2 separate regions of the Homo sapiens genome follow, and region 1 is linked to region 2. A link is a loop called in an ENCODE intact Hi-C map of the cell type or tissue named here. Cell type or tissue: mammary epithelial cell. All regions are shown on one strand. Links, peaks and the distances in the headings refer to the core of each region. The heading gives the core; the rest is flanking DNA. Region 1 has its middle 120 kb from the start of LINC02488. Region 2 has its middle 130 kb from the start of TMEM161B.

Region 1 (10,688 bases), core at 1,507-9,506, 600 kb before region 2:
TTTCCTCTTCCTCCCCTTCCATTCTCTCTTTTCCTACTTACTCCTCCTTCTTCATAGATCCAGTATCTTCTCTTATTTTCTGAGTCTTCTGAAGAAAACATTTTAAAGTTTCTTTCAGTGCCTGGATTTTCTCTGAATCCTTCCTTTCTTTCTCTGTCTCTCTCTTCCTCCTCTCTCCTCCCTTTCCTTCCTTCCTTCCTTCCTTCCTTCCTTCCTTCCTTCCTTCCTTCCTCCTCTTTCTCTTTCTTTCTTTTCTTTCTTTCTTTCTTTTCTTTCTTTCTTTCTTTTCTTTCTTTCTTTCTTTCTTTCTTTCTCTTTCTTTCTTTCTCTCTTTCTTTCTTTTTCTTTCTTTCTTTTTCTCTTTCTTTCTCTCTCTCTCTTTCTTCTTTCTTTCTTTTTCTTGTTTTATTTCTTCTCCCTTTTCTTTATTTATTTGAACTGTTATGCTAGAGTCTTCAAATTTCTAGTGATCATTGATTGTCTGTTTATATTTAAAAGAACCTCTAAATGACTGACTGAAAATTGTGATGAATAAGCAGGAATAGTAAATTATAAGCTTCATTGTAGGGTGATTAGGCAGGGACTTGGCTGGCTGTTGCATGACTTCCAGCTGTCTTTATCTGTGGGTCTTTTCTATTGCACTGGTCAGCTTCCCTGAAGTGGGATCCTATGGCCTCCTGTCTGCCACTTAATTACTGACTGCTGGAGTATTTGGAAACCAGAAAGGGAAAGATTTTTTGGTGTTTCCAAGATATTGGTATCTTCAAGAGCTGAGTTACTCTTCCTTAACCTCTTCAGATGTTAAAACATTATTTTCATTTGCTTTAATGCATAATTTTTACAACCCGTGTGTGTGTGTGTGTATGTGCGTGTGTGTGTGCGTGTATGAGTAATACCAGCTTTCTCCATGGCTGGTTCCATCATTTACCCCTCATTGATCTGCTTTTAGAATAAAGACTGCTGAGATAATCAATGAAAAGGGATACTTTAGATAAAGCATCAGGAAAAGCCTTTCTGCAAAGTGACATTTAAACAGAGATGAAGAGGATAAAGAAGCAGCCACTGTGAAGCGCAGGGGAAAGTGCCTTCCAGTCTGAGAGAACAGTGTGTACAGAAACATTCCTTGGGAAAGAGTTAGGCATATTTGAAAACTGACCTAAGGCCTATATAGCTAGAGTAGATATTGAAGGTCAGAGTAGTACAGGATGATTGAAGAGTTAGGCAGAGCCAGGTCAGGCAGGTCCTCATTGTCATGACAAAGGCTGGCCTCATCACCTGGTACAACTGGAAGCCACTAATAGTGTTTAGCAATGGAAGCAATGTGAAGGCTGGGAAGTGACACTTCAAGGTGTGATACTGGGAGTGGGCTGTGAGGTGGGATGCAGGTTGAGAGCAGTAATTCCCTACCAAACAGGCACATATGGCTGCTCCTTAAGGTCATCATTAGCTTTGATACAACACAAACTCTCCACAGAGTCTTAGTAGATGTTCTTACATTTATGGATGATCATACCAATGTGAACAGAGAGATCGAGTTTAGTCAATAACCACACAGAGAGCTAGAAGGAAGTAAATATTAGAACCATAATACATTCCTTCCATTGGAAAGTAGACGAGAAGATATTTCATTAAAATGCACATTGTTTTTTAAGAGAAATATGTTCACAGTCTCTGAGCATTATTGATATGCTTTGAATAACCCTAAGATAATTTCTTCTGGGGATAAGACTATAATTGAGGTAAATCTATACTTCAATTTTAGCAGTTTAAATTTTTCTTCCAGAAGCTTGTTTGGGGCTAGGACTAACTTTAGAATTGCTTTCAATGATTGAAGTCCTTCTGCAACCCTCCCAGAGAGTAGGAAACTCACTTGATTCCAGAGGTTTTCTCCCCCACTGACTTGTTCCAGAAGGTTCAACAGTCTCAGTATTAATGGTTTTAAGAGTTAATAAACAGTTTTGTTATTTTAAACAGTTAAAAAAATGTTAAAATGTGTTAACAATCTTCAGAGCAAGATATTTTCTTCTTTATATGTAAAAAAAAATCACAAGAAATTGGCTTTACTAAATAAGAGGAGGAAGGCTTTAAGTGGTGTGGTCTGACAGTAATTTGTATTAGAGTCTAGAGGAGCATATTTGTAATGTCTTGTGGTAGTACATTTATCTCTTGGTGACAGAAGGAATAATTGCTTTAGAGAGCATATCAGTGGCTGTTTAAAAATTTAACTCTTTATTTCCTCAAACCTAAGGTTACAAAAGTGAGAGGAGAAAATATGAGAAATATAATTCAGGCAAAACAGGAAGTATTTGTTAACTAAAAAAAATATGCATTATCCATTGTCAAGGACTGGTGAAAAGCCTTGAAGGGTAATGAAAATATTTTTCATTATACACAAGTAAATATCATTCATGTATTGCTATTACTGTTATGCACTATTATTATTTCTGGCTGTTATTTGCAATAGCCTGTATAACATGGTTTTCAAATTAAAAACCCCTAGATAAAGTGGTTTTTGTTCAGAAATGAACTGTGTTTAATAAGTTGTTAATTATTAGGCTTTGCTGTCTTATGTTCTCAAATTTGACAGCCTTAATGGCTTCTCGAATACTATCCTTTTTTAACCTACTTTTGTATGAAGTTTGTTCTTCTTCAAGTTCTTGATTTCCCTTGAAAAGAGTTGTTGATATTTATGTCTCCCTCGGTTTCCAGTCAGCTCCCTGAGGGCTAGAATGGCATCTCGTTTGACCCCATCAAAAGGTGCAGTGCTTGGGTATAGTTGAAGTGGCACCTCAAGACACAGGGGTCACATAATTTATTGTTTAAATTGATCACTTCTGAAAGTGAAAGACAGATTAATAATTGTGCTGAGACCGCAGATGTAAACTGTCCAAATCAAACCAGGATGCATGATTACTCTTCTTTAAGGCAGCCAGGGTGGAAACACAGGTGAGAATCTAGCAGAATCAGATTTTTAAAGATATCCTGATTATTCTTCAATTTAACATGGAAAGATTGAGCCATAAAAATATTTTAAATTACTTTTATTATAACCCTATAGAAACCCACAATTAAACACTAAATATGACTTATTTTGTCCTCTCAAAGTGACTCACCTTTAAAAGAGAATGAGGAGATGTGTGTGTATGTATCTATAAATGTGTGTGTGTGTGTGTGTATATATATATATACACATATATAAAGTATATATATCTATATATGGTGTTATGTCATACTTTTTGCCCTATTTGTATTTTTTCTCTTAAATCTATTGATTTTGCATAATGTAGGAGCACACAATTTTGAAAGGAACTGATTTCCTGAAAGGGTCCAGCCATGCATTGAAGGAAGGGGTAGATTGCCAACTAAAAATGCATTTGTGTTAAGCAATATTCAGCTTGCAGCTGGCACATAGTAGGCATTCAATTAATATTTTATGAATGAATGAAAAAATAAATAAATGATGAATACTAGCTTAGATATTTTTCCCTGTAGGGCCTGTGGCTAGCCAGGTTCATGCTGTTTCTTCAATTTATCGAGGTCACTTTGAATTCTGATCTTTTCTTCTGAGGTGTTAGCAATCCCTTCTAACTTGGTGTCATCTGAAAAATACTACCTGTGTGAAATGTGTGACTGAGTTAAGCTGGGAGTGTCATGTTGGACATTTTCTTAAACTAGAACACAGCTGGAAATTATTACACAACCAAAAGCATACTTCATTTTGGTCCTATCAGGCCAGCCTTGTCCACATTTGACTGATTTTTCACTTATCATCCATAATCAATCACTTAATTTCTTCACTAAATAGAAAATAAGATGCACAACGAAGCCTCATGAAAATTAGAGGACAGAAACTGTAATAGATTAGGGCACTATGGAAATACCTTTTAAATGTACTTTGTAAATTATACTCCAGTGCATACCTATTGTATATTCCTCAATAGGCAAGTCTTGACATATAGTGTATAGAAACAATCTATTATCGATTTTCCCATAGGGCAGATGTAAAATCTCGAATGCACTCATATTCCTCTTTCAAAAATTTTGGTAGAAAAATCTCTCACTGCTGGGAGCTTAATTCTCTTCAAGTTTTGTAATCAATTCACTATTTAGTTACCAAGAAAGCTTTTTTAACATCAATAAATAATAATAATCTTGTGTTAGATTAAAAATACTTAGTCTTCTAAAATGCACACAGCAAATTTTTAGATTTTTTAAAATACAAAGATGAATAGTAAGAGATAAGTCGATCAGTGATATGTATGCAACATGAAAGAAATAACCGAGATAATTATCCAGGTAATTTAAAATAAAATTCTCTTTTGAGTATTTTTCTGATAAATGAAGTAAAAGTTGCCTCACTTGAATTTATATTTGTAGATTCATGTCACCATGGAAACTACTAAGCCATTGCTCAAAGATTAGTAGATTGTATCTACGTTTTGTTCTTTTTCTTTCCTATTCTAAAATTTAAAAAAGACTTTATTGTGTTTCTATTATTTAAAAAATATGAAGTGCCATTTTACTAACATATAAAATAATTAAACATTTTTAATTTTTGTGCTATATGCCTTTTTCCTTTGGGGAAAATATGACAATGTAGGTAAAACATAAATATTTCCATGGAGTAAGTTTACATGACAAAGGGAAAAATATCCTTCTAATGATAAAGTCCCTTCTTCTACAACACCTTTAAAGTTCTGTAACATGTTTTAATAGCTCAGGACCACAGTCGCAACACTCCTTTTGATCCATAAGTGGCAGTATCTATTTGTATGAGGAGGTACAATTGGCAGTGTGCATTCCCAATGTTGGTGATGATCTGTATGTCACAGGCTTCATTTCCAACAATGTTATATGTAAATTAGTTATACCTTCATGCCAGGGTAGAATGCCATTCACAGAGTAATTGCCAACATTTTTCCTGGTCATTCTATAGGTGGAATGAAAATAGCCATTTAGAGATCTATTTCTATGAATTAACAGGAAAAAAATATTATGTTGTACACATTCTTTACATTATTTTTGTAACAGTTATGTTCCTTTTTGGTTACATATTTAATATTATATTAAATGGAATTTGAATGCCCCTTCAGTATTTAACCTACTCTCAGCATTTTTTAAACACCTAGTGATTTTATATTGTTTAGAGTATAAGAATTATATAAAAATAAATTCTGTTGCAAATTATTTAAAGTCTTTAAATGCCATGAATGAAATATATGTTGACTAGATGTGTTAGAAATTACTCTCAGTTATTTTGGTAGTACGTAAAGCACAAATGTTTAAGTTAATTTTCTTGCTTTACTAAAAAGTGTTTGCTGTTTCTGAGGGTTTCTTTTGATTTCTAAGAGGAGCAGTACACATGGACCTAAGCACAAATAATGGCAAAGCTAATTGTTTCAAATGACAAGAGCTTAAAATTCTTAGGGAGGGAAATTTAGCAAGCAGACTTTGAAAATCTATGAAGTGAGAAAAAGGTACTAATAGGTGAATTAGGAACATAGACAATTTTTATTATAGCATGTGTGGGCTTTCCTCATTCCATTTAAATTTTCTCTCATTTTAGAAATGTAGTGATATATACTCCTACTTTTCAGTTTCACAGCAAAAGTGAAACAACTGCTTTCCCCCCACACAAAATGATTTGTAAATGCATTCTGTGAATAAAACACATTAAACGCCATTTGCATATAGTACGTTAACACATGAGAAAAATGGTTCACACAGTACATTAGGAAGGAAATAAACAGAAATGACTTTAAAATGCCTGCTATATTCATAACAATTTAAAAGATAACAGAGCAATGTATTTCAGGTGCATTGGACTTAATTCAGTGACAATGTTTTCTTTGGAAGCCCTTATTTACTAATTTTTTTTAAAAACACTCCTTTGCCAATTGCAGTGCTAAGCTGCCAAGATTTTCAGAGCTGACCAGGAGGTGGAGATCTCATGCAAATGAACTCTTCCCCTTGGCTGGCAGCCCACAATGACTGATTCAAAAGAACACTTTAACCCAGAAGATGAGTCTGAGCTGATTATTGCTGGCCAGAAACCACTCCAGTGTTCCATGCTAGATGGGAGGTTGCCTTCCAAATACTATATTGCCTTCCAAAATTTACTGGCTCCATTTCCGAAAAAGGAAGGGTTCAAGTTTTTTCTCTTTTTTAAAAGCAGAAATCCCCATATATTAAAAACCTTCCTATCTTTAAATTAAATTTCTAAGCTCCATTTTCTATGTCCCTCAACTTGTGTAACAACCGCTTACAGGAGTGTATGTGTACATCTTTATTCCTAGGCTGTCTGAATTTTACATGGCTAAGTTTCACTGTTTAATAATATATTGAATCTGAAAGAAATGTTGAAAAATATATATGTGTAAGTCTCAAAGTTTTATTAGTTTTTCTAGTGTGAACTGGCATACGATGTAATTTTGAAGAATAGTATAATGAAGGTATGTTGAATTGGCGAGATGCAAGTCCAGCAGTATATTATAACATCGTCATTTTACTTCAGATTCTGGTTTCATATACACTTCCGCCTTTGGTAATTTACATAAACATGCATAGTCTATGAATAATGCATAAACCTTATTTTAAATGCAGAGCTTTCAACTCTCGCAGTGCACTAGTATACACACCCATTTGATTGGCTCTGCCCTGTTTTCATTACTCACAATTTCTTGGAACACAAAAGAGGTTGAAAAGGCTGACAGGAATGGACAGTATTTTTTCTTGTGTGTGTGGGAAATATTTGTTTCCTTTTCAAAGCAATTGGTGTTGCAAAGTTTTGTCTGTGATTATTGTTCCTGGTTGTTGTTATTTTTTTTCCAAGAAAGAATGCATTAAAATGTCTGAACCTGCAAAACAGCAATCACAATCAGATACTTTATTTATTTTTTTATTTTTAAAGGATACTGCAGAAATTGTTTTCTATTTGCATAAATCTGAACACCAGGCTATAATAAGGAAGCAACCATTAGACTTTTGGGGCAATATCCCAATTACACTTGACTTAAGTGGGTAATCTTAAAGCATTGATTGAATAGTTATGCATCCAGAAAATATTAAAAGTTTAGCATTAAATTGTGCTTATTCAAGTAGAATTGAATATTCTGATTAACGTACACACATGAGTCCTCTGCATTTGAGACATTGTGATTACTTTGTTTTCATATGAGCTTATCTATATGAAATAATCCATCCTATGATATAAGAGGATATAGATATTTTTATTAAAATGGCAGTAATTAATTAAATAAAAAGCAATACAGTGGTATGTAACAACTTTAAAAAAAATTTTGTATTTGTTTACTAACCACCCTGTGATTTAACATTTTTGATATTGTTACTAAAATAATAATGCTTTGCTTTACGATAGTAAGAAATTTCCAATCTCTTTAAAAAAATTACTTCTTATTGTCATTTTTTATTCCTTTTTTCAGTTTCTCCTTATATATCTTTAAGATTTTGTTCGTTTTTCTCTTCTCTGCTTTTTTCCCTTTTTGCATAAGTTTTCTTTCACTCTCTATTTTAACACATTGTTGGACATTAATCACCAAATTATACCTGATATTATCTTCCCTTTTATTAATTCTTTTACTTATTTCTTTTAACATCAGATTAAGCTGTTACAAGAATTTATTTCATTTGATGAATTCTCTATTATGCTACAGAAAATGGATATTTGGTTTAAGTGAAAAAGGAGGAGCTTTTGCTGCTAGAGTTACTTTAGGGAGTACTCTCCCTTTGAGGACCATAAAGTCTTGATTTAATTATTTTGCAGGGAGTTACCAAATTCTTCCTTTGTAGGTTTACATTAGAGACACTTGGAGATTAATGAGCAAAAGAAGTCTTATGGGTCACTATGTTTGGATGTTATGCAGAGCTTTAAGACAATGAGCATCCATTGACAATAAGACAGATTTAAATACTAGGAAAAGAGGTGTGAAGCTGAAAACTTAGGTTCACACTTAGTGACTGAAATTTAAAAGGGCTAGCAGCAAACTCAAAGTAGTGCACTTCGCCTACAAGAAGGTGAAGCAATTTTCTTCAGCATTCACTGTGAGAAAATGAAATTACACCTAGCAGATGTTGTTCTAGTGATTTAGAAACAAAAGATACAAAAAGTTGGGGAAGCATATGCATAACTAGTCAACTATGTTGCTTCAAGAGAGATAGTCAACTGAAGTTAAAAATGAAACTAAGGTGGATTATCTGTTTATCAATCCTATGATCATATTTGGTTGTAAGCAATATGTTTCCATTTAAATAATATATTTTTGCTTCCTTTTATCTAGTTTTCTTTGGTTTTACATAATGAGTGTGAATGGTCCTAACCCAGACTATTTAGTAGAAAAAAGCACATGGCACTTAGAGGACTAAGCGCAGCCAAAACTTCTTTCATGATGTCCGGACTCCCTGGAACTTCATGTAAGTTTGAGTAAAATGCTCATATCCATTCTGAAATAAGGCATATCCAGTAAAATGTTCATATTCAGTCTGAAACAAGCTTCACTTCACAATGAGGATTCTGTAAGCTGGGGGCAGCTTTTGTATGTTGGGCTCCTGAATCTTGCCAGTAGTGGTCAGATGGCATACACTAGAACAGTTATCTCTAGCAAAAACACCTGGAAGAAACTTAGGATTTTTATGACAGCAATAAAAAAAGTTAAATGAGAATGATCAGATCTATATCATGAAATGAAACTATCTTCAGCCTAAGATACATCAAAGTCATCAAATTTTAATTTAATTATTGTGTTCCACATCATTACATTCAATTATATTTCACATTACAAATTGTAAACACAAAAATCTCATTCTCTAACAATTTTTCTTGTCCTCAATTTTAACCTCTTTCCTAGGAAATCTGCTCTTCACACTCTTAGACACACATTGTATCTTAATTCCTACATTTCCTAATTACTTATCCATCTTTTGAATTTATTTACTTCTTCCTGCACAGAAACATATGGCTGACTATCTTATCTATTCTCTCATCAATATCTTGGTTATCTGATATTCCTATTATTTATTGCACCTGCTCAGGAAAACCACAACTGAATCAATTCGTCAATCAGGTTTCTATGCTACTACTGGCATAGAAGTACTTCTAAATGACACACACAACCATATATATGTCAGTTCAAATTTAGTTCAGTCCAAATTTATGATGTGTAAGCTCATCTGGAGCCTTAGTGGAGCTCATCAGTCTTCACATTTTGTGCTTGTTTGTTTCTTTTCATGCTTTTCTGACCAGCTCTTTCTTGGATTCCATGAGTTCATCCCTCTCCTTCCATCTCATACAAATTAGCCTCTAGTAGGCTTCCATCATTGTCCTTGTTTTATTGTTCTTTCCACATGCTTTCTTTGGAAGTTTCCATTAACCATCATGGTTTTAACTTCTGTGTCTATTCTTAAGCCTGTTATTTCTACAACTTCTACCCTACATCTACCTACTCAGAGCTTCAGATTTATTTACTCTCAACACAAAGCAAGAATTATTCCATTAAACACAACTCAGATCATGACACAATTCTGTCAGTATTCCCAAAGGCTCCCCATCTTTCTAAAAATTAAATTTAGAATTGTTATCTGTGTCTACAAGGACCTGCACCTTCTGTATCATATCTCCTTGCCCCTATTACCTCTCTGAATTCACCTCTTACTGCTCTCTGCTCACTTTGTTCCAGGCACAGATGCCAGGAGGAGTCTGTCTCTGGGAATTTGCATTCTCTTTCTCCCCTTGTGAGTCCTCTTTTCAAGATATGCCAGTGACTCACTCTCTTATTTTGTGCAGTGTTTAACTGAAACTTATCAGTAAGAATTTTCTGGACCACTGTATTTAAAACTACACCCTTTCTTTAATCTCCACAAATACACTCTCTACTCACATCTCCTGCTTTGTTTTTTCCATTGCATTTATAACCATCTCTATATTTTACTTGTTTATTTTGTTTGTTATCTGCCTTCTTTCCCATTCCTGTCTTCCTCTGGTAGAGAACAAGCTCCTTGGAAGTAGGGATTCATGACTATCTTTATCGCTGTTATATCTCCAGAGCCTATCTTGATGCCTGTGATATAGGTGGTTGTTCACTAAATAGATGAATAAATGGAAAGATCATGGGCCTGGAATTGCAGAGTTTGCTAGTGGTAATCAGAAAATTAGACTCATAGAAAGGGAAAATTGGATTTCTTAAACCTCATAGGTACTTGTAAGAAGGTAATTGGGAAAAGGGAAGCTTATATGAACATTTCTCCTTTGGTAATTGCTGGCATAGAAGGAGAAATAAAAAGGAAAACATTGGAATTCACCTTATATGAAAGACTATGCATTAAGAAACATTAGTATCAAGGAGAAAAAAGTAAAGTTTTTTGTATTTCATTAGCAAAACTTGATTTCTCTTCTCTGTTTGGGTCTTTTTCTTTATTTCTTTCCTCTAGCTCTCATTCCCTCCCTCTTTTCTTTTTCTATTTTATATCTTCTTTCCTTTCTTTTCCATTCATACTCACATATGAATATATTTCTGTTACTATAAAAATTACTGCTTTTGCATATGATCCAGTTTTATTGAGGTGATTAATTGTGCTAATGGTCTACTGATATAACCAATTCAAAGATAGCCAAGAAAAGATTATGGCTACATTCATAACCCCAGTGTTATTTGAAATAAGCCCAGCAGTCAAAT
Region 2 (10,688 bases), core at 1,565-9,564:
GTGCATTAAGCAGCCTGGTCAGGTACTGCTGAGTCAACCTCGTTCTGGGACTCTCCTTGCTTGTGAATGCAACATGCAGGCCTTGAGATGTCATTATTCCGACGTTATGATAAGGCACTCACTTATGCTGCTTTACAGGAGAAAGAACCAGAGTTTAAAAGCCATAGCCACCGATTTATATTATGCTACTGTAACACTCTTGAACAGAATCTCATTTTAAAAGACAGTGCCTGCAAGAGAAAATCTTCACTGGCTTAATCCATGATTATGAATTTGGTGGTCATTTGAAAGGTGTCTCTTCTTTTTTTTTTTCTGTTATTTTGTTTTACCATCAATAGTTTAATTTTCATTAGAAATCACAGTCTTGGTACTAAGTCAGCACCAATTTATTTGTAGCACAAAGCGCAAAGGTGATCTTCTTTTTTTTTGTTTGCTTGTTGTTTGTTTGTTTTTTTTTTGAGACGGAGTCTCACTCTGTTGCCCAGGCTGAAGTGCAGTGGCACAATTTCAGCTCACTGCAAGCTCTGCCTCCCGGGTTCAGGCCATTCTCCTGCCTCAGCCTCCTAAGTAGCTGGGATTACTGGCGCCCACCACCACACCTGGTTAATTTTTTTGTATTTTTAGTAGAGACAGGGTTTCACCATGTTAGCCAGGATGGTCTCAATCTCCTGACCTTGTGATCTGCCCGCCTCAGCCTCCCAAAGTGCTGGGATTACAGGTGTGAGCCACCGCACCCGGACAGTGATTTTCTTTTAATGGAAGAACTACTGTTAAGTCACTGGACTGATGAGCTTCACAGGGCCAACACTTCTTAGCTTGGACATGTTTACTAAACAAGTTAAGAGTGCATGCTCTAAATTACCTTGTTTGAATAGGGGCTGTAAATTAGGTTATTGTGAGGAAATGACCACTTTCTCAAAATCTTCAAAGTGCACCAGGAAACATGAAGCTTGGGTGTGTTATAATTAATTGGGAAAATGGTGGATGCCTCAATCATTGCAATTTGGCATGACTAATGAAAGAGTTCTATCACAGCAAAGTCTAGGGTTCATAAAGTGCTTCTTGCCGGGGGAATCTTAAATCATAAATAGCAACATGTTTAGTCCTCTGCCCTTTTATAAGAGATAAAATTGTGGTACAAATAAAGTAGGCTTTTTTCCAAGGTGGCACAGAACTTAACAAAGTGAAAATGTGGCATTTACATTCCTTGATTTATAACCTTTATAACGTTTACTTAAGAATGTATCCAAAGGAAATTCCTATTGTTTATTTTACCATTTGTTTAGTTGAATTGTTAATTAAAACTTTTTTCCAGTATCATTTGCCAGAGGGTGATGCTGATTATAAGAACTAAAACTAGGGATGACATGCACTCTCACATGTAGCAACTGGATACAATTTTAAGTTCAAAACACAGCCTATTCTAGCAAGAAGACTAGGATTAGACAATAGCACCCCTTGCATCCCAATACTGCCATCAGTCTTTACAGTTGGGATTGTCCTTTCTTGACTCTGAACCACACCCAAAAGGTCATCAATCTGTGAATGTTTATTTACACTTCTCCTTACCATCTTGCACGTTATTGACTCTTACAGCTGCCTTTGAAAGAGAGCTTTCAAATAGCCATGAGGAACTAGAGGTTTTTTAAATAAATAAATAAATAAGGCTCCAAATATCAACAAACAGTTGATATTTGACTTTGGAATTCAAGGGATACATTAATAAGTGCTTATGTACCCACAGGCTTCCTTACTCTGTGCCTGAACTCAGCACCCAATCTATGTACCCTAGCTATCAGCTTTTCAGGGTCCTGATGAGAAACAAACAAGAGGAAATCAAACACTTGAGTGTTGACAGTACAGTCCAGAATCTGGAATTACTGTGACTCCTTACAAGTGCTCAGAACTCCTTAATTGGTTATGTGAATTTGTCATCCTCTATCAAATGTATGGGGATACTGCCTGCAAGTAAACCTCCACTCAGACCTCAGAAAGCAAAGGTCAATCTTTCAAGGAGAATTTAGGAAATATTTAGAAACAAAGAATAATTCCACACTAGGAAAGTCATAGGTGCTCAAACAGTAAGAAATTTAAATCCTCCACTACATATATGTAAGTTCACACATGCTGGTCATCAGCTGGCATCTTTAGTGAGTATCTTCTATTGAACTCACTACAAGTAAGTAAGCTGAAGGGCAATTTCTGAAATACTGTGAACATGTGTGTTTTTCTATATAGTTGGCTGGGTAGGTTCTTACCTAGCTCTACACAGTATTTAACACCAGATTATAGATTAGCCTCTCAGGGGAAATAATGGTACACACTTATTATATGTAATATAATAGCCATTCACAGAAGATCCCCATTATACATGACAGCAATGAACCCAGTCCCTGGAATTAAGAAACTGTACATCAGGGCTGGGTGTGGTGGCTCACACCTGTAATCCCAGCACTTTGGGAGGCTGAGGCGGGCAGATCACAAGGTCAGGAGATCGAGACCATCCTGGCTAACATGGTGAAACCCCGTCTCTACTAAAAATACAAAAAATTAGCCGGGCTTAGTGGCAGGCACCTGTAGTCCCAGCTACTCAGGAGGCTGAGGCAGGAGAATGGCGTGAACCCAGGAGGCAGAATTTGCAGTGAGCCAAGATCGCACCAGTGCACTCCAGCCTGGGCGACAGAGCGAGACTCCATCTCAAAAAAATAAAATAAAAAAATTAAAAAAAAACTGTACATCAGAAACAACTCAAATGGCCTTCAACAACTTTTAAAAGGATAAACCATCTGTGGTACGTTCATGCAATGAAATACTACTCAGCAATCAAAAAGAGCAAACTGTTGATACACCCAACAACACAGATGAAGATCAAATCCATTATGCTAGTAAAAAGAAGCCACACAGAAGAAAGCTACATACTGTATGATTCTATTTATATGACATTCTGTAAAAGGCAAAACTACAGGAATGGAAAACAGATCAGTGGTTTCCAGGGTTACAGGATATTGGGAGGGATTGACTGCAAAGGGCAGCACAAAGAAGTTTTGGGGGATGATGAAATTCTGTTTCTTGCTTGTGGTCGTGATTACATTACACACTGGTAAAACTCAAAGAATTTATATCCCTGAAAAAGTGAATTGTACTGTATTTAACCTAAATATCAAAAGTTCAAAAGCTTCACATAGTTTATATTTCTCATTCTCATGTATTCAAGAAGAAGAATTGTCTTTCAAATATTCCTACTAAACTCCTGCTTATCACTTTCAAGAACTTAGCTTCAAAGTTAGCTCTTCTGTAAAGCCTTCCCATACCTCTCTATGTTCTGGCTTCTTTCTAAGATTTTTTTAAGGAAATAAACATTACTCATATAGCCAATATCCATGTGGATAAAGGCTCCTTCTCTTCCAGGGGTCTCCCCCATGCTGGAGTTCGCACGCATTCTTCCCCAACATGCTTTTATACTTTTATTACATAGTTACGTACCAACAAATTGTTATGGGAAGGATAATTTTACGTTAATAGATATTAATATTGCATCAATATCACATTTTTTTTGAGACGGAGTCTTGCTCTGTTGCCCCGGCTAGAATGCAGCGATCTCGGCTAACTGCAACCTCCGCCTCCAGGGTTCAAGCAATTCTCCTGCCTCAGCCTCCCGAGTAACTGGGATTATAGGCGCCTGCCACCGCCCCTGGCTAACTTTTGTACTTTTAGTAGAGACGGGTTTCACCATCTTGGCCAGGCTGGTCTCGAATTCCTGACCTCGTAATCCACCCTCCTCGGCCTCCCAAAGTGCTGGGATTACAGGCGTGAGTCACCGCGCCCGGCCAATATCACATGTATTCTTTTGCAATTTGCTTTTTTTCATCCAACATTGCTTTTAAGATAGTCAATTCATAAAGAGTATTTCACTGTAGGGATATGCCAATACATTAATTCACTGCACTTTTGACAGATATTTAAGCTGTTTCCATGCTCCATGTTACACTGTGCCATATTTATCTGTTATTATATCTCTTCTTCTTGCAAGACAATGAGCAATTCCAGAACAGAAAGCATCCAGAATTCCTATCCCTTTCCCTAATTTCCGGTACACCTGCAAATCACTGCCTGCGTAATGTGTTTCGCATGGAAAAAGATGCTGTGTACCTGGCACACAATAAGCACCACTCCATAAAAATGTGTTGAAAGAATAAAAGCTGACAAAATGTTATTTTAAATCTTGCGGTCTCTACTCACTTCTCTGCGGTGTAAGATTTAAGGGGGAACTGACTCAATTCTCACTAAAAAGTCCCTTAGTATTCCAATGTGGACGTAGAGAGATCTATGAAACAAGGTCACTTCACAATTCTCTTGCTTTCGCGTTAGAGGATCTCAAAGCACTACACAAACCGCGATTTTCTCCAGTGATTTTTCCTCTCAATGTGCCTCAAGGTCAGTTCAGAGCAGTATTCAAAGCTTGAATACTCTTCACCAGCAGCTGTAAAGGGCCGGAAAACCAGAGTCTGGATGTAAATAACAGTAACAAACTATTCCCGGATCTTGTTTTTTCTTTTCTTTTCATGGGTCCCCGTTTGCGCTCTTAGTCGGCTTACCCGTCCTGTTCCAGGAGCCGACAGGGAACAGCCCACCTGGAGCAGGTCTTGGGCCACCACTCGCCCCGCCCCCCGTCTCTACTCCTCACTCGCTCTCCCCGCTCCTATTAAGCAGCCAACGCTGGGTGATCTCCTCTCCAGTTCTTCGTGGTTTCATTGTAGCCTTGATATACAAGACAAATGCACACTTTACTCTGGGCTTAAAAAACCATCTATCATCATCCTTTGGGCATGACAAATACATTGTGTGTTTCAGAGAAATTAATCTGGTATTTAGGGGGAGAAAGGCATTTCCAACCAGTCTCCGTGCAGAACCTTCCCGCAAACCCTGTAGCGGCATTTTTCGACACTTTTCTCCTCCTTTCGGCAAGCCTCAAACTTGACCTTCGAGAGGATTTTAAGGGTAGAGCCTTCCTCCCTTTCCCTCGTCTGCTCCAAGAGCTCACGTAGGCCTTCTTCTGGGAAACAGCGGCTCAGGACCAGAGCTCGGAGAACTGCGCGTCCAGGAGCGCGGGCGCGGCCGGGGAAAAGGGAGGAGGCGGCAGGAGGGGGCAGGAGGTGGAGGGAGGAGGAGGATCGGTCTGAATATGCATGAGGCACCCAGCACTGCCCTCTTCCCCGGCAGCTGCTCGGGCGGGGGCGAAGGAGGGAAGGGGAGGGGAGGGGAGGAAATGAGGCTGGGGCGGGGTGGCCAGAGCAGCCGCAGAGGCTGACGCGGGTTTGGAGAACGGAAGAGATGATTTGCATGGCGCCTGGTGATTGGCTGATGGCCGGGGGCTGGGTCTGAGAGGCGGCCCCTGAATGGTTTAACGGAGGAAATTACAAGATTCATTCGACTAAAGAAAGCCGGGGCGGGCCTGGTCGGCGCAATATGCAGCCTGTCCGCAAGGGGGCGCGATGGCCTATCTTTGTTCTGGTTAAAGGCTCCTTTTCCCTCCTCCCCCGCCCCCGCCTCCGCCCCCGCCCCCGCCCCCACCCCCCACACACAGACACACACGCAGAAAGTGCAGAGAAACCCTGTGATCCAGTCAACTGGCTCTGCCCCATCTATTAAGAAAGATGAACACTCCTTTCTCTTCCATCTCCTTCATGGGAGACCACTTTTCATTTCAGATTATCACATCAATAAATATTCTTCGAGGAATAAAAAAGGCACTTTGCCAAAAGATAAGAGAATATATATGCAATGTCTGGATTGTGGAGAAAGACAATACATGAAGGCAAGAGAATAGGCACATATATGTAAATATGCACATAATCACCTCCGAGAACGCAAAGCACGGGAGGTAGAGACAAACAGAACACCTGGAGAGAACACATATCGCTCACAAGGTTCTCACAGGCTGTGCACGCTCTTCCACACACCGAGGCACACACCCACTGACCGGCACGCAGTCTCCCCCTCCACACACACACACACACACACACACACACACACACACACACAGAGACGGACCTCAGAAAAGGCATCCAAATGAATTCACACTCAGTGGAAAGACTGCCGAGAAAATACTAGAGAAGAATTAAAATGGTTCATCCCCTCCCCCTCCAAAAAAAATACTCAAGCGAAATGACTCTATTTGCATAATACTAATATACGCAGGACGCAGACACGGGCAAGAAAAAAAAAAGGCTCCATTTGATGCACACCAGAGAATGGGTGTATACACACACACACACAAACACGCACACACGCACGCGCGCCTGCGGGCGGGACACACCCACAGCCTATGTCCTCCGCCCACGGGCACGGGCAGAGCACCGATGCCATCAACAGCGCTCAGTACAGTTGTCCAGAAAACACCAATGCGAGAAAAACGAAAGAAACCCACCCTATTCAGCCAAGGAAGCACCACTGGGGAACCTAGGTTTTCTAAACACACACGCATACACAACAGGCACACACACACAACCTTGTTAGACAAGAGAGTTGAGTTCAAAGATATAATAGATGCACAATGGATAACTGAGTGCTGGAGAATGTCATCCGCTTAAACAATACTTTGAAATTGTTTCAGCCTGAAGACAGCTTTCTGGGTTGCTCCCTGAAAAATCATACCTAAGAAAAATAAAATCTCATTGATCCTGCTTTCCTTTTACTTTCTTTTTTCTTCTTTTCTTTTTATTTTTCAATGACCGAATAGAGGGAGAATTCCCTTTCCTCCAAAGGAGGGTAGCCCTGTTTTTGTTTTTTGAGTCCATGAACTTACTGTTCATTTCCTAGTGAAGAAGGTGCCAGGGAGCGGTCCTCGGCAGCCTCCCAGCCAGACAGCGCCACAAAAAGGCATTATTACACATCCCAAATAACAAGGGTTGTCTATATATTTACAAATCTGTTCAAACATTTAACCTTTTAACTTGCTAAATATCCCCCTCTTCTCTTTCTTTCTTGCGCTCTCGGCTCTCCCCCCTTTCTGCTTTCTCCTCCTTTTCCTTTCTCTTTCTAAAAGAGCTAGGGATGGGAAGCGCCTTTTCTTGAGTCTAAAATGAGTACAGGGACTCTGGGCTGTACCTGACCCTTTTTGAATGCCAATTTCGTTTTCAGGCAATTGCCTCTTTGCCAGCCAAAAGATCGGGATTGGATCACCAGGGCTACCTTTTTAAAGTAGAAGCTTCTATGTTGCCTTTCAGTTTTTAAACTGCCGCGGAAAAGCATCCACTAAATCGGAGGGATTTTCCAGACCTTTTAAAAGTTTCCAGTACCCCCAATCCGTGATGTTTCCTTCCGCGTTGCACCTCCTGCCCGTCAAGTGACTAGTAGAGGGTATCTTCTAAAGACAGCCAGAAAGTTTCGACAGTGTTTGGCGACCCAGCCAAGGCCGGGGTGACGCACACTCCTACTGCAGGGGCCAATTTGGAATTCCATCTTTTAGCATTTCTTACTGCCCAATCTTTTCTTATGAGACTAATAACCTCATTCTCAGGGCCAATGTAAAATGTGAAACTATAGAGCATGTGGGCCTTTAATGCAGCAGAAGAGTTAGATTCCTCAAAAATTGGGGCATTCTTACTTTGCTGCACGAAGAGAAAAGGAAACTTGTGCCTGGGCATGGTGGAAAGGCGCAGGCGGCGGGCTACCGATCCGGGCGGTGCCAACGCCCTACTCTGCAGCCAGGTGCCCTGGGTGGGCTTCCATTCAAAGAACCCACAAACACCCTTATCCCAGGATCTTCACTCTTCGCCCAGGACTCTACTGTGAAGAAATTTAAAGTGGCCTGGAGGGGCTTCCCCCTGCCATTCTGAGTTTCCTTTTCTAAAATAAAAGAATTGCAAGAAAAATCCATTGCCTTTGAAGTTGAAACAGAAAGGGTGACTTCTTGTTGGCATATTTTCTCTGGCCTAGAACAATGACTTTATTTATGTATTTGTTTGTTTGTTTGTTTCTGGGTAGTGGAAAAAATGAAACTGCAGTTTAGCGAGACATCATGCGTGTCTCGGATTTGTTCAGGTGTCCATAATATTTCAGCCTCTACCAGCTTTAGATGAGTGTTAGCCTCTGAGGTGCCCCACCCCGGATCGGCCCGAAAGCACCCGAGAAAACCCAGCCCTCACCTTGGAAGCTTGCCTTCAGCAAACTCCAGTTGGGTTTACACCTCTCGGTGGTACAATAGCCCGGAGCCCATGGGTATCCGCTAGTCGCTGACTCTGAAATGCGCCGGTCTGCGAGGTAATAATGACCGTTGCTTGCGGCTGTCAGGGCTGGCACGCCGCACCAAGGGCACTCAGGGCCGGCCAAGCCTTGAACAAGGGGAAGGGGGATATGGATAACGTATACGTTTTAAAGAGGTTTACTGAAAACTTTTACAGATCCCACATAAGAGATGGAAGGAAGGCTAAGTGAGTTTAAAAAAAAAAAAGTGTGTTTACTCTTTGTACCATGACAGATCCGGGAGGAAAAACGGTGGCACTAGATTATTATGCGGTGCTTTCTGTAAAATGCCATCAATTTCCATGCTCGTGTGATGGTCAGGACATTTCCCCCTATTGCACAAACCCCTTATGAAAACTGCAGGCAGTTTAAGAGTTTTCCTGTTCTTCCTGATCAGAAAAGATATTCATCCAGAGACATTATCTAAATCTGCAAAAGAATGAAGGCTGCTTGTCATTCGTCCTTCGTCTCCAGTAATGTGTGCCATCCAATTAGAAGCAATTTGAGCAATCAAGGCCGTTATGGGAGAAGCGGGTGTTAAAAATAGGTTTTCTATAGCCTGAGAACTCTAATTCGGAAGAAAATCTAAAATTACATATGTATCATTTCTTTATATAAAATAAATATATAATCTGAGTGTCTCCTGTTAGCTCTTATTTTTTCCTCCATGGTCCCTCCCCTATTGCCTGCCTTCCTTTTGGGAATTCATAACAAAAGTCAAGAGTAAAGCTCAGATGAAAAGGGAGTAGGGACCCTAAAAAAGTCTTTCTGAGACCTAACGAGAGGCTCTGGAAGGGGCTTGGCCCAATCTTTCCGGGGCTCCCGGCTGCCGTAGCGTCCCTGATAGTGGTTGTTATCTGACTTTCATCCGCGGTGGGCGGAAAAGTCCCAAAAGTAGTGTCCCGAGATGGAGGGACCCTCATGCCTGGAGTCGAGTAGTATGACCCCGGGACCCCGGGGGTCAGGGATAGTGGGCTGAGAAGCTGGCCTGTGGGTCACTGGAGGCAAGTCAGAACAGCTGCTGACACGCGCGTTCATCTTGGGGGGTTAAGGGATGCAGAAAAAGAGCTAAGAGGATGTGTTGGGAGTAAGTGGGTAAGTAAAACATGTTTCCAAGCAGAACACGAGAGTACAAAATTTTAAAAAGCAAAGCGAAACAAAGCATAGACTCCGTGCAATGTCCTCTAGCAGCAGCAATGTGCTCAGGGTGTCACATCTTACTCATGTCCCGCATTCCCAAGGGGTGAGCGCAGAGTAGATCCAGGTAGGGACCTGGTGCCCAAGTGCACCAGTGGCGGACTCTGGCGCCTCTTATTTACATTAAACCTGTCCCTCAGCATTCCGTTTTAAGAGGCGTCTTTACTCTCTCCAGCTCTCAGAAGAGAGTTGAAGAGAGCGGGTCGGGAAACCAACAAGAGCAAAGTTGGCAGAACTTCTAGAAGTGCAGAGCCAGCGCTTGCTCTTCTTGCAGGCCCCAGAGTTGGAACCCACTCCTGATCATTTGATGCCTTTGGCCAGCTGGGTCAAAGTTATCTGGAAATGAATGGTGTTCAAAGTTAAACACCTAAAACCTGAACCCTGAAAGCCCTGGCGGGCAGGAGGGGCGGAGAGGAGTCGTTCACTATACTAAGCCGAGCTCTGGGCCCAGAGCAACAAGAGTCGCTGAGGCAGGCAGGAAGTACCCCCCTGCACACCACGAGCGGACACCAGCCGTCTCTAGCAAGCTGACAACCTCCGGAGTGGGAATTAATCACCTGGCAATAACTCCCTTTCAAAACCCAGTGTTCTGGACGGAGTTTAAGTCAAAACAATTTTCCCTTCCCAGAGTTTCTAAGGGTCCAGGATGAGTGTGGAAGTGGGAACGAATCTTGTCGCAGATGTGCCACTGTTGTTCCAAAACAATAGCGGTTCCAGAGGAGGCAGCAATGCCTCAACAGGACAAACTGAGGATCCGCATTTGCGTTTCTCAGAGAGTGAGTCACAGACCGACTGTCAGGCAAATGCTGGGGCCCCATCACCTCCAGGTGATCCTTTACAGAAGTTTCTGGTACATGGCTACAATAATATTGCAATATTAAAATCCTTTCTAATAGCACCTAATTTATTTCCTATTTATTCTGCTTGCTTGTATGTGGTTTATGAACTGAAACCACCTGATTGTTAACAAATGTATCGATTTAACAATTCAAAAAGTATTTCCATTTTCAAATACTTTTCCCTTGAAAGTAATGTTAACATTTCTTGAACTTAAAGCTTCATGAAAATTGCTTTCAAAATTTTTTGTAAATGTAAATATACTGTATTTTTACACAGTTGAGTTAGAAATAGCTGGTATTTTAAAAATATAGACATATTAATGGGCATTTCTTAATTTAATTCCTCCTTTTACTTCATAATGTCCCAATATGTTGAAGCAGAAATCAGAATAGATAGTATTGACAAGA

The links. Hi-C counts contacts between places; a loop is a spot of excess contacts. Peaks named below come from ENCODE experiments on the same cell type or tissue, not always from the same donor. Only the 100,000 strongest peaks of a DNase experiment are listed, where the experiment ranks them.
Region 1: it touches region 2 in a loop (7-fold over the local background); 2 of 110 quality-filtered maps call a loop at or near these places.

Annotation. Positions count from the first base shown.
Region 1 is chr5:87,535,283-87,545,970 of GRCh38, forward strand. No RefSeq gene overlaps it. Among named protein-coding and RNA genes, the nearest start is that of LINC02488, 120 kb to the right of the region's middle. In mammary epithelial cell, for the core only: CTCF peaks have their summits at 4,755 and 5,947 (motif pointing right); a DNase peak (open chromatin) is centred at 5,979; H3K27me3 peaks cover 166 bases.
Region 2 is chr5:88,136,197-88,146,884 of GRCh38, forward strand. No RefSeq gene overlaps it. Among named protein-coding and RNA genes, the nearest start is that of TMEM161B, 130 kb to the right of the region's middle. RefSeq lists enhancers at 4,879-5,380, 9,550-10,330 and a silencer at 5,243-5,292. In mammary epithelial cell, for the core only: a CTCF peak has its summit at 5,460 (motif pointing right); a DNase peak (open chromatin) is centred at 5,295; H3K4me3 peaks cover 1,661 bases; H3K27me3 peaks cover 478 bases.